Linked DNA regions of Homo sapiens: regions 1, 2 and 4 are each linked to region 3. The links are chromatin contacts, found by Hi-C or POLR2A ChIA-PET in ENCODE. All regions are on one chromosome and are shown on one strand. The core of a region is the stretch at or near the end of the contact, and the rest is flanking DNA. Distances in the headings are between cores, read along the strand shown.

Region 1 (2,700 bases), core at 172-2,671, 120 kb before region 3:
ACATGCAGTTCAATGTAAATGGGTTACACGTGCCTTGTGAGGGGAACTAAGCCACGCTAACCCCTGACCAGTGGTTTCTGACCTCAAGGATACTCATTCATTCTCCAGTACGTCCTACAAATATTCTTATTTTTAATGTGTTCTAAGATGTGAGAAGTCATGGCTGAAGAAGTATGGGTTAGAGATCATTTCAATTCCATCTCAGTGACAAGAAAAGTTGCTTTAGTTTTCGTTAACCTACAACTTCTGCTGCCAAAGGACAAAAAAGATGATGTGATCTTACTGAAACCAGTAACAGAGATGTTAGACAAATGAATCTCTACTGTAAAGTCACACTCCATGGCCAGGCGCAGTGGCTCATGCCTGTAATCCCAGAACTTTGGGAGGCCAAGGCGGGCGGATCGCTTGAGGTCAGGAGTTCAAGAACAGCCTGGACAACGAGGTGAAACCCCATCTCTACCAACAACACAAAAATTAGCCGGGCGTGGTGGCATGTGCCTGCTACTTGGGAGGCTGAGCCACGAGAATCACTTGAACCCGGGAGGTGGAGGTTGCAGTGAGTTGAGATTACACCACTGCACTCCAGCCTGGGTGACAGGGCAAGACTCTGACCCAAAAAAAAAAAAAAAAAAGTAAGTCACACTCCACTTCTGACAGTTTTTTGGTTTTTTTGTTTTGTTTTTTTGAGATGGAGTCTCACTCTGTCACCCAGGCTGGAGGGCAATGACACAATCTGGGGTCACTACAACTTCTGCCTCCCGGGTTCAAGCAGTTCTCCCACCTCAGCCTCCCAAGTAGCTGGGATTACAGGCATGCACCACCACGCCAGGCTAATTTTTTGTATTTTTAGTAGAGATGGGGTTTCACCATGTTGGCCAGGCTGGTCTTGAACTCCTGACCTCCAAGTAATCCGCCCACCTCGACTTCCCAAAGTGCTGAGATTACGGGTGTGAGTCATTGCGCCCGGCCCTGATAGACCTTTAAGAACAGAATAGGAGCAATACTTTCCTCTTTACAATATGTTAGAATGACAAAAACTAAATCAGTGTATAAGGAAAGAAAAAACAATGTGGTAATTTTGTAGGCACAGAATAAACAGATCAATGAACAAGGAGTTCAGGTAAAAAACCACATATTTGTGGAAACTTAGCACATGGTAATGGCAACATCTCAAATCAGTAGAAAATGATCAATGACTCAATAATAACCATCTTATTTGGAGAAAAATGAAATTAGAGCTCTAACTCATCCCATTCACATATAAAAAAAGTTCAGCTATATTAAACATCTAAGGATAAAAATTCAAAACAAAGAAGAAAATCTAGGGAGAATACTTAATTACTGGTGTGGGAAAGACCAAGTACACATGCCATCAAGGCCAAAAAGATTCAGAGTTTGGGAGCATGACTCATAGGATTGGCATGAGGACATAATGAGTTAAGAAAACTAAGACTGAAATACAGATGACTAAAGGGAGAAATATTATACATACTTCTTTTAAAAGAAAAACAGAAATCAGAAAGAAAAAGAACGAAGAACCTACTAGAAAAAAAGACTGAAGACTATTATAAAAAGTAACATATCCAAAAAAATAGCATAAATGGTCAAACCATGCTAAATTGCAGGAATATACAAAGAAATGTAAATTAAAAGGAGATCTGAGTCTTCTACCTGTTGGGCTGAGAAAGGATTTAAAAGACTGACAACACTTACCATTGGTAAGGGTTTGGGGAAATGGATGCTCTCACTTTTAGCTAATGAGAGTCCAAATTGGTATTCTACAACATTTCTTTTCTTTTCTTTTTTTTGAGACACGGACTTACTCTGTTGCACAGGCTGGGGTGCACTCGCACGATCACAGCTCACTGCAGCCTCGACTTCCTGGGCTCAAGTGATCCTCCCACCTTAGCTTCCCGAGCAGCTGGGACCACAGGAACGCACAACCATGCCCAGCTAATTTTGTTTATTTTGTGTAAAGCCAGGTCTCCCTATGTTGCCCAGGCTGGTCTTGAACTCCTGGGCTCAAGTGATCCTTCTGCCCAGACCTTTCAAACTGCTGGAATTACAGGAGTGGCCACTGCACCTGGCCTGGTACAACATTTCTAAGGGCATATGTCAAATATTTACACTCTGACAAGCACTTCTGTCCTAGAACATAACTGGAGATGTTAAGTGCATCACTTATTGTAAGAGCAAAATATGACGACAACCAATAAGGGATTGGCTGAAAACTTTTTATGGCATACCCGTGCTATGTCTTTATGCACACACATACCCACACACAGGCACTGACACAAAAATGTCCACAACATGGTGTATAAATGGGGAGGAAAAAACAGGGAAGCTGTATATGATTCCTCTTGTATGTACACTCAAACATATATACATACAACACACACGCGATTTACACAAGCATTTGTAAAGTCCAAAAAAGGATATAAATCAAATTGCTCACAATGGTTATCTCCTAGGATGTACAATTTTAGGATAAAATCAGTTTATAATCTCTACACTCCTGTTATTAGAATTTTTCAAAGACCATTTATTACTTTTATAAGTATATATTTTACATACACTGTTGTAATAAAATATAATAAGATAATTTCTATGGGAGGGGACAGCAATCTATGGCAAAAAGGACATAATGATTTGTATGTTCCCTTTCTTCATTAATATGTAAAGTCCTTTAACTATAAGGCA
Region 2 (2,700 bases), core at 135-2,634, 77 kb after region 3:
TAACATTTGTTATCTGAGATTCATTAGGAAATTTACACTATGAAATTTAAGGTAGGCCGGCGCAGTGGCTCAAGCCTGTAATCCCAGCACTTCCGGAGGCCGAGGTGGGTGGATCACGAGGTCAGGAGATTGAGACCATCCTGGGTAACATGGTGAAACCCTGTCTCTACTAAAAATACAAAAAAAAATTAGCCAGGGGTGGTGGCGGGCGCCTGTAGTCCCAGCTACTCAGGAGGCTGAGGCAGGAGAATGGTGTTAACCCAGGAGGCGGAGCTTGCAGTGAGCTGAGATAATGCACGGCACTTCAGCTTGGGCGACAGAGCGAGACTCCGTCTCAAAAAAGAAAAAAAAGAAAGAAATTCATAAGGTGACATTTTCCTTGTAAGATTTCTGCAGCCTCAGAGATAAGTTGCTAAAATAAAGAATGTTTAAGTCACTCTGGAGAGCTGAGTGAAAACTCATTTCAACCTTGGGAAGGGCCAGGAGGGCAGTGAGCTCTCCCTCACCCAGGCCTGAGCCATCGGATGGTGGAACTCATGGTTTGGGGTCCTTCCTGAGGAAAGGCTGTGGCCGGACCCCAGGCAGCATGCACACACCAAAATCAATGGCTGCAGCTCTTTGTGTACGTTTCCCTTACCTCCTGGGTCCTCAACTGTCTTCCCATCTTGATTCTGTGCATAGGTTGTGGAAAGGAGGAGAACCCCTGCTGAAATTCGAGAGGAGTTTGAGCGGCTGCAGAGAGAGAGAGAAGAGAGGAGATTGCAGCAGCGAACCAATCCCAAGGTAAGCCAGGGGCCACGTTTCATGAGGACACTTCATGAAAAGGCCTCATAACTAGAAGCCAGGTCTGAAATAATGAGGTGCTGGTGGATTGTTAAAGTAAAAACATACAAGCTGGTGGGACAAAATTTAGCTTATATTATGTCAAAGTTGTATCTTTCTGGAAAACACCTCCCTGGTAGCCATCAGCCACACTGCTGCTCATCTCCAGGAGGTTTTGTACCATGTGGAGGGAAGACAAAACCAGTCCCCTGTTTTTTCCAGAAGTCTGGGAGTTTCGCCAAGCAGATATACAGGCTAGTCACTGAAGGCTGTTTCCTCCAACTGTGCTGCCCAAGTCCTTGACACTGGAAATCAGAGGACAGAGGCAGGCAGGGCAGAGGACAGCCACCTAACCACCTAAGCATTGAGGCAGCAGAAGTCCTTGCTTACCCGTTAGGATACGGAGAGCCAAATAATGCAGAGGGCTCAGGGCATGTCCACATGGCCTTGAGCAGAAGTCCCTGCTCACATCACCCCAGGGCATTGGTGCCGTGACCACCGGTCACTGGGTTGTTTGAGCAGCATCGGTGTCCCAGATCACCGATGGAGTTTAAGTCCTTTAAATACTGAGTCAGAGTTACTTTTCAATGCTAAGTGTGCTCTCTTTTTCCTTTCAGTTTGCTGGGGAGGTTGTTCTGCACGTGTGCCCCAGCTCTGTGGCAAGTAGGATAGCTTGGTCACTTTGAGATTCCAGTTGCACTGAATGGCTAATGAAACATGGCCCGGTGTACTGTTCAGCTGTGTTTAAAAAGAGGGCTCAATGGCCAGACCCTATCACTGTGGCCAGGATGGCCTGGCAGAGAGCCTGTATCTGTCATGATAAGGAGCTGGGAGCTCCCCGGTCTTCCATCAGCCTCTTCTCCCATGATCTGTGTCAAATCATCAACGTTGTTGGAAGGAGAGCAGAAGCCATACAAAGTTATAAGTAGCATTATTATTTTCTTTAAACCTTGTAAAGGAATAGAATAGGCCGGGTGCGGTGGCTCACTCCTATAATCCCAGCACTTTGGGAGGCAGAGGCGGGCAGATCACCTGAGGTCAGGAGTTCGAGACCAGCCTGGGCAATATGGTGAAACCCCATCTCTACTAAAAATACAAAAAAATTAGCCAGGCATGGTGGTGCATGGCCACCAGCCTCCCGAGTAATTTCAGCTACTTGGGAGGCTGAGACAGGAGAATAGCTTGAACCAGGGAGGTGGAGGTTGTGGTGAGCCAAGATCATGCCACTGCATTCCAGCCTGGACAACAGAGTGAGACTCCATCTCAAAAAAAAAAAAAAAAAAAGAAAAGAAAGAAAAAAAACAAATGCTGGCTTAAACTGGGATGCACAGTAAGATAAACCTCTGATGAAATACATTCCGGAAAGCAGTTTATTTAAGACCCATACAGCATTTAAAGGACCATATATCCAGAACATGTCCATCTCTTTGAATCCCACATTTCAAAGTATATCTGACCAGATAAAATTATGGATGGGAATGAAGCTTGTGTATCACTCATTATCATGTGTAATCAATAAATGATTTAATTCTCTTGGGAAAAAAGTGTATATTTGAAAATGGTAACACCTCTGCTCCCATCTACTCACTCTCCCCCTCAACAGAAGTGCAGGGTTACCTTTTGGTCAGATGGAGGTAGAGAATCAAAACCCTGGGTGAACCGAGCCAGGGAGTTTAGGATAATTGGGAGAGTTGAAAATCTCCGAGGTGCCCTGAGCTGTGCTCATGGTTCCTGCTTGGATCTCCCAGCCAGGTGCCCGGAGGGAGGTCTGGCTTGGAAGGTCGGTATTGGCAGATGGAGGTGGGATGGGGGAGGTGGGGGTGCCTGGCAAGAGCAGGCTGTTCCTTTGGTGTTTTTGATGTTCTGGCTGGAGGTTTG
Region 3 (2,700 bases), core at 86-2,585:
GGTGGTGATAGTTGCACAACTGTGAATATACTTATGCCACTGAATGGTATACTTAGAAGTGGTTAAAATAGGACTGGAGCGGTGGCTCACACCTGTAATTCCAATACTTTGGGAGGCCCAGGTGGGCGGATCACCTGAGGTTGGGAGTTGGACACCCGCCAGACTAACATGGAGAAAACCCGTCTCTACTAAAAATACAAAATTAGCCGCGCGTGGTGGCACATGCCTATAATCCCAACTACTCGGGAGGCTGAGGCAGGAGAATGGCTTGAACCCGGGAGGTGGAGGTTGCAGTGAGCCAAGATTGCGCCATTGCACTCCAGCCTGGGCGACAAGAGCAAAACTCCGTCTCAAAAAAAAAAAGTGGTTAAAATATTAAAATATTACATTTTATGATAGGTATATTTTACTAGAATTTTAACAAATAAATTGGGCCAGGCAAGCTGGCTCACACCTGTAATCCCAACACTTTGGGAGGCCACGGAGGGAGGATCACTTGAGCTCAGGAGTCCAAGATCAGCCTGGACAACGTAATGAAACCCCATCTCTACAAAATACGCAAAAATTAGCCAGGCGTGGTGGCGCATGACTGTGGTCCCAGTTACTTAGGAGGCTGAGGTGGGAGGATCACTTAAGCCTGGGAAGTAGAGGTTGTAATGAGCTGAGATGGTGCCACTGCATTCCAGCCCGGGTGACAGAGTGAGACCCCATCTCAAAAAAAAAAAAAAAAAAAAAGGCCGGGTGCGGTGGCTCATGCCTGTAATCCTAGCACTTTGAGAGGCCGAGGTGGGCAGATCACCTGAGGTCAGGAGTTCAAGACCAGCTTGGCCAACATGGTGAAACCCCATCTCTACTAAAAATACAAAAAATTAGCTGGGCATGGTGGTTCGCGTCTGTAGTCCCAGCTACTCGGGAAGCTGAGGCAGGAGAATTGCTTAAACCCAGGAGGTGGAGGTTGCAGTGAGCTGAGATCGCATCACTGCACTCCAGCCTGGTAACAGAGCAAGACTCCATCTCAAAAAAAAAAAAAAAAAAAAAACACCAAATTAATTAACAAAAAAAAGCTCAGGTCTTAGTCTATTAAAAAATATATGGTATCCTGCTTTATTGTAGGTGTTAGCATTATGTTGATTTCAAAGACAGCTTAGAAGCCCAGGCAGGGGCAGCTCAGTGGGCATCTGAGGGCAAGCCCGGACTCTTCTGGAGCCTGGGAGGGAGGAAACTTCTCCTCCTCATGAGTAATGACTGTGGTTTTCTGGCAAACATTAAGGAGGAAGGAACTAAAAATACTTATCGGCCACTCTGCCAAAACTCCACAGTGCTCGGAACGTACCAGGCCAACATGTTGAAGCACTTTCAGAGTGAGAGGGATCTGCCTAAACACCAAGGTCAAAGTCATTTCACACCTTCGCCTTTGCCTCTCGCTGAGCCTGGTGCATAGGAGGAAGGACGGGGCCCCCAGCACAGCTCTAGACCACTGTCCACCCAGGAGAGAGGCAGCAGCAAGGGGAACCAGCCCAGACCTCAGGCGTGTGGCCACAGAGAGGCCTCCCCCAGCCAGCTGCAGGGCCCAGCCGAGCGCTACCAGGAGGGGCCTCTTCTGCTGCCAACTCTAACAAGCTAAGGCAGAAAGAGCATCATAGACATTTCCCTAATGTGTCCTCCCGAGCTGCAGGAATCCAAGCCGAGACACCTGCGGAGGTGGCAGAAGAAGAGGAGAAATAGGTGTGAGAAGACAGCCCAGGTGGAGCAGGGTCCTGGAGGGAGGAGCTTCTTAAACTCCACTGTGCACGTGACTCACTGAGGGGGCTCTGGTTACAATGCAGATTCTGATTAAGCTGATCTAGGGTGGGGCCGAGATCCCGCCTTTCCAACAAGTGCCCAGGTATGCCGACGCAGCTGGCCCATGGACCACATTTTGAGGAACAAAACAAACTCCCCCAACCCCCCGCCAGGCACAGAGGGCAAATAGGGATGGGAGTTGGGGGTTGGCAGTGGTGACTCGGGTGTGGTGAGGTCCTGGTTTGGGGACTGAGGAACATTTTCTGAATCCTGGCCTTACCATACAGGTGGGCATGAAAGCCAACGGCCTGTGACTTTGCATCAGGTGTTGTGATGGTTGAGACTGAGTGTCAACTTGATTGAAGGATACAGAGTATGGATCCTGGGTGTGTCCGTGAGGGTGTTGCCAAAGGAGATTAACGTTTGAGTCAGTGGGCTGGGAAAGGCAGACCCACCCTTAATCTGGGTGGGCACCATCTAATCAGCTGCCAGCTCGGCTAGAAAGTAAGCAGGCAGAAAAATGTGGAAAGAGAGACTGGCTTACCTCCCAGCCTTCGTCTTTCTCCTGTGCTGGATGCTTCCTGCCCTCGAAACATCAGACTCCCAAGTTCCTCAATTTTGGAACTCGGACTGGCTCTTCTTGCTCCTCAGCCTGCAGATGGCCTGTTGTGGGACCTTGTGATGGTGTGAGTTAATACTTAATAAACTCCCCTTTATATATATATCATATAATATATGATATATACAAATATATATATTTATATAAATACATATTATATATAAATAAATATATAAATATATAATATATAAATATATTTATAATTAATTATAAATATATTTATGTAAATATAAATATATTAATATATAATTATAATTATATTTATATAAAATTTATAATTTAATATGTATAATTATATA
Region 4 (2,700 bases), core at 95-2,594, 79 kb before region 3:
TGTGACCTTGGGTAAGTTACTTAATAGTTTCAGTTTTCCCAAATCAACAAGATTAGATTATCTCTAATTCTTCTCCAGACACAAATCCCTATAAAATTTACTGTCATTAAATAACTTAATAGGCCTTACAATTAAGCAACCTTACATAAGTATACAGGCATTGGTTAATAATCTTAAAAGTGAAATACAACAATATCTTTTTCCAGTTATTTACTACGGCTTTGTTCAGTACAGTCTATTTTTTTGAACAGATGAAAAACATCAAAGAACAAAAAATATTTTCTAAGGTCACAAAATCCTCTCCAAACATTTTTCATCTGATTAACACACTTCTTCTCAAGGAAAAGATCTTAAAAGGAAAATATTGGGCATAGAAATAAAGTCTAAAAAATTTACTACATCATATAGAAAGATTTTATGGAGATGAACTTAAGAGAGTTTTGGCATACTAAATCTTTTTTGGTCCATGAACTACATAACCAATTGAATTATAATACCCATCCTCTATTTCTATAAGCAGTATAAAAACTTTAAAAACCTAAAAACTGACTGCTTTCAAGAATTTCAAATTTTAATTTAATAGGAAAATAAGATTAAACCTTTCAAAAAATCTTCCTGTGAAACCAAAAGGAAACTGTTCAACTAAAAGAAAGTTCATAGAAAGTTCTGTATGAATTACACACTATAAAACCTCGGTAATCTTATGTGCTTATGCTCCCTGCACTTCATCCTCCCGAGGGAGGTTCCACGGGCCATAAAACTTTAAAGCAGAGAATACCAGATCACGTGAGCCTTTACCTCCCTTCTCTCTTCCCCTAAAGTACTTTTATTTCCATTTTTTAAAATCCCCCATGATATGTACAATTCTGAAAATAGAGGTGAAATTCTAAAATCTATACTCAATTCAAATATTCAACATTTACAGGTACCTTTTATGAAAACGGCACTATACTGGTTGCTCAATGGATGGGCTTGCTCTGAATTGTATATGAATAGCCATATCTCTGAGAAAGCTATCAGTTTGAAGTACAATTCTGAACACTTACGAGCAGAGTTTTAAACCCCAGCTTCTATGTTTGTGATCACAATCTGATGTTAATTTTCTGTTCTTTTAGCCTCTTCGAGGAACCCAGCTACTGTGCGGTATATAAAGAGTGTGCGTGTGTGTGTGTTTGTGTGTGTGTGTGTGTGTGTGTGTGTGTGTGGTATTTATGTAATAAAGGTACTCTTCTCAACAGCACAATTAACTGCTATAGAAAAGGCTTCAGTCTTCCACTCTGATACCAAATCAGGCAGTGGTAAATGTGACCAAAGGGCAGGGCTGTGTAAGCACTCTCTCAATCTAGTTTCTAAACATTACACTTTACACGGAGGTGTGGCCACAGAGTCAAAAGGAACAGGAATATGACTGGCCAGTGGGTTCCCCTTGATCAGTTTTTAAAGTGTACCATTTCCAGAATTTTAGGTTCACGCTGAATATAAACTGGATGTTTTTAAGAAACATAACAATGGGTAAATTTTCCTACTACATTATAAGGATTGCGAGTTTAATACTGAGAAAAGAATTACTGGAATTTCAAATAGGCAAAATGTTAAAACTCATATTTTTAAATTTCAGTGTTTCTACAGGTGAAGTGGGATACAGAGAAACTTTGATTTTACACTGGAAAAGAACTTTACATGGCTATACTGCATAAAAATCTGTTTTTAAATTAAAATCTGCTTTTTAATGTTTTGGGATAACTAAGAATGATAAAATAACTAAACACATGCACCAGTTTTCAAATCCTAATAATAGTATCTTGAGTGAACAGTAAAATTAAGGCATATACTGGTTTCCACTGCATTATTCAGTATTCAATACAAATAGTTGAACTTTGACACTGAAAAGTGGGAGTGTCAACCAAATGACAGTAAAACACTTCATTATCATTATCTAACAAAATATATGTGTATGGTATTAGACTTTACAAAATAATTTTCTAACCTACTTCACAATAAAAAAATAACTAGTGAGGCTCTTGAAAATGACAGATGATTTGCTTGACTGACAACTCTAATTCTAAAGAACGAACCATCCTTTCTAGTCAACCTACAAGGTGTAGTATAATATAACTTTCCAATATGCAAAAAAATGCTCATTCACTTAGACAAAAAGCAGAATTACTGTTTTCATGTTTTGTTTCAAAAAAATGAGATTCACATTGCCAAATCCTTTACTTAAATCCAAAGAAATGTATTTGACCTTTTCCTTCGAAAATTCTGTGACTTCTGCCAAGGTAAATTATAACTATATTAACTAATCTAGAAATGATACATTCATTTTACTTTGATTCATAATAAAAAATAATGTTGGTTCTATGAATAATGATGAACACTGTTATTCATTCAAGTTGATTACGATTAATCTTTCAAACTCTAGACCAAACTGTTCAAACAGTTTGGTATAACAGTGTATCAAATTGCTAAATCTTATTGGGAATATCTTTGATCAACAACATGGAGTAGTAAAATCAAAAGGAAGCTCTACAATTTTCTGTTTAGCTCTAATTATTATGTGCTTAGATTTAATTAGTAGGATAGGAACTGAAAACATAAACATATATTGTTATATTCAAGTCAGCATAATGCTCACAGCAGCAAATACAGCCATTACTAACCTAAGGCCTTCAAATCACCATATATCCAAAATACATATTA

Evidence for each region. Hi-C counts contacts between places; a loop is a spot of excess contacts on that map. ChIA-PET counts read pairs that join two places held with the same protein, here RNA polymerase II (POLR2A). Pooled maps may share reads with other maps.
Region 1: a pooled map shows a loop between it and region 3 (4-fold over the local background). The contact joins two enhancer-like sites. A Hi-C loop is called at or near these places in 1 of 168 maps with a recorded cell type or tissue (aorta) and 4 of 50 pooled maps. POLR2A ChIA-PET finds 5 or more read pairs at or near these places in 1 of 52 experiments (HEK293).
Region 2: POLR2A ChIA-PET joins it to region 3 with 11 read pairs in Panc1. The contact joins two enhancer-like sites. POLR2A ChIA-PET finds 5 or more read pairs at or near these places in 2 of 52 experiments (Panc1 and activated CD4-positive, alpha-beta T cell).
Region 4: a pooled map shows a loop between it and region 3 (2.8-fold over the local background). The contact joins two enhancer-like sites. A Hi-C loop is called at or near these places in 2 of 50 pooled maps. POLR2A ChIA-PET finds 5 or more read pairs at or near these places in 2 of 52 experiments (H1 and PC-3).

Annotation. Positions count from the first base shown.
Region 1 is chr1:6,858,897-6,861,596 of GRCh38, reverse strand. The region is part of intron 3 of CAMTA1 (calmodulin binding transcription activator 1); the gene reads right to left. Among named protein-coding and RNA genes, the nearest start is that of CAMTA1, 75 kb to the right of the region's middle. Within about 2 kb of position 1,421, at least 9 of the 41 ENCODE cell types and tissues checked have a DNase peak (open chromatin) inside an H3K27ac peak, as active enhancers do.
Region 2 is chr1:6,665,792-6,668,491 of GRCh38, reverse strand. DNAJC11 (DnaJ heat shock protein family (Hsp40) member C11) reads left to right here. Exons shown (of 16, transcript NM_018198.4): 4 at 682-783. Among named protein-coding and RNA genes, the nearest start is that of DNAJC11, 35 kb to the left of the region's middle. Within about 2 kb of position 1,384, at least 3 of the 41 ENCODE cell types and tissues checked have a DNase peak (open chromatin) inside an H3K27ac peak, as active enhancers do.
Region 3 is chr1:6,742,571-6,745,270 of GRCh38, reverse strand. No RefSeq gene overlaps it. Among named protein-coding and RNA genes, the nearest start is that of LINC01672, 19 kb to the right of the region's middle. Within about 2 kb of position 1,335, at least 22 of the 41 ENCODE cell types and tissues checked have a DNase peak (open chromatin) inside an H3K27ac peak, as active enhancers do.
Region 4 is chr1:6,821,300-6,823,999 of GRCh38, reverse strand. The region is part of intron 2 of CAMTA1 (calmodulin binding transcription activator 1); the gene reads right to left. Among named protein-coding and RNA genes, the nearest start is that of CAMTA1, 37 kb to the right of the region's middle. Within about 2 kb of position 1,344, at least 5 of the 41 ENCODE cell types and tissues checked have a DNase peak (open chromatin) inside an H3K27ac peak, as active enhancers do.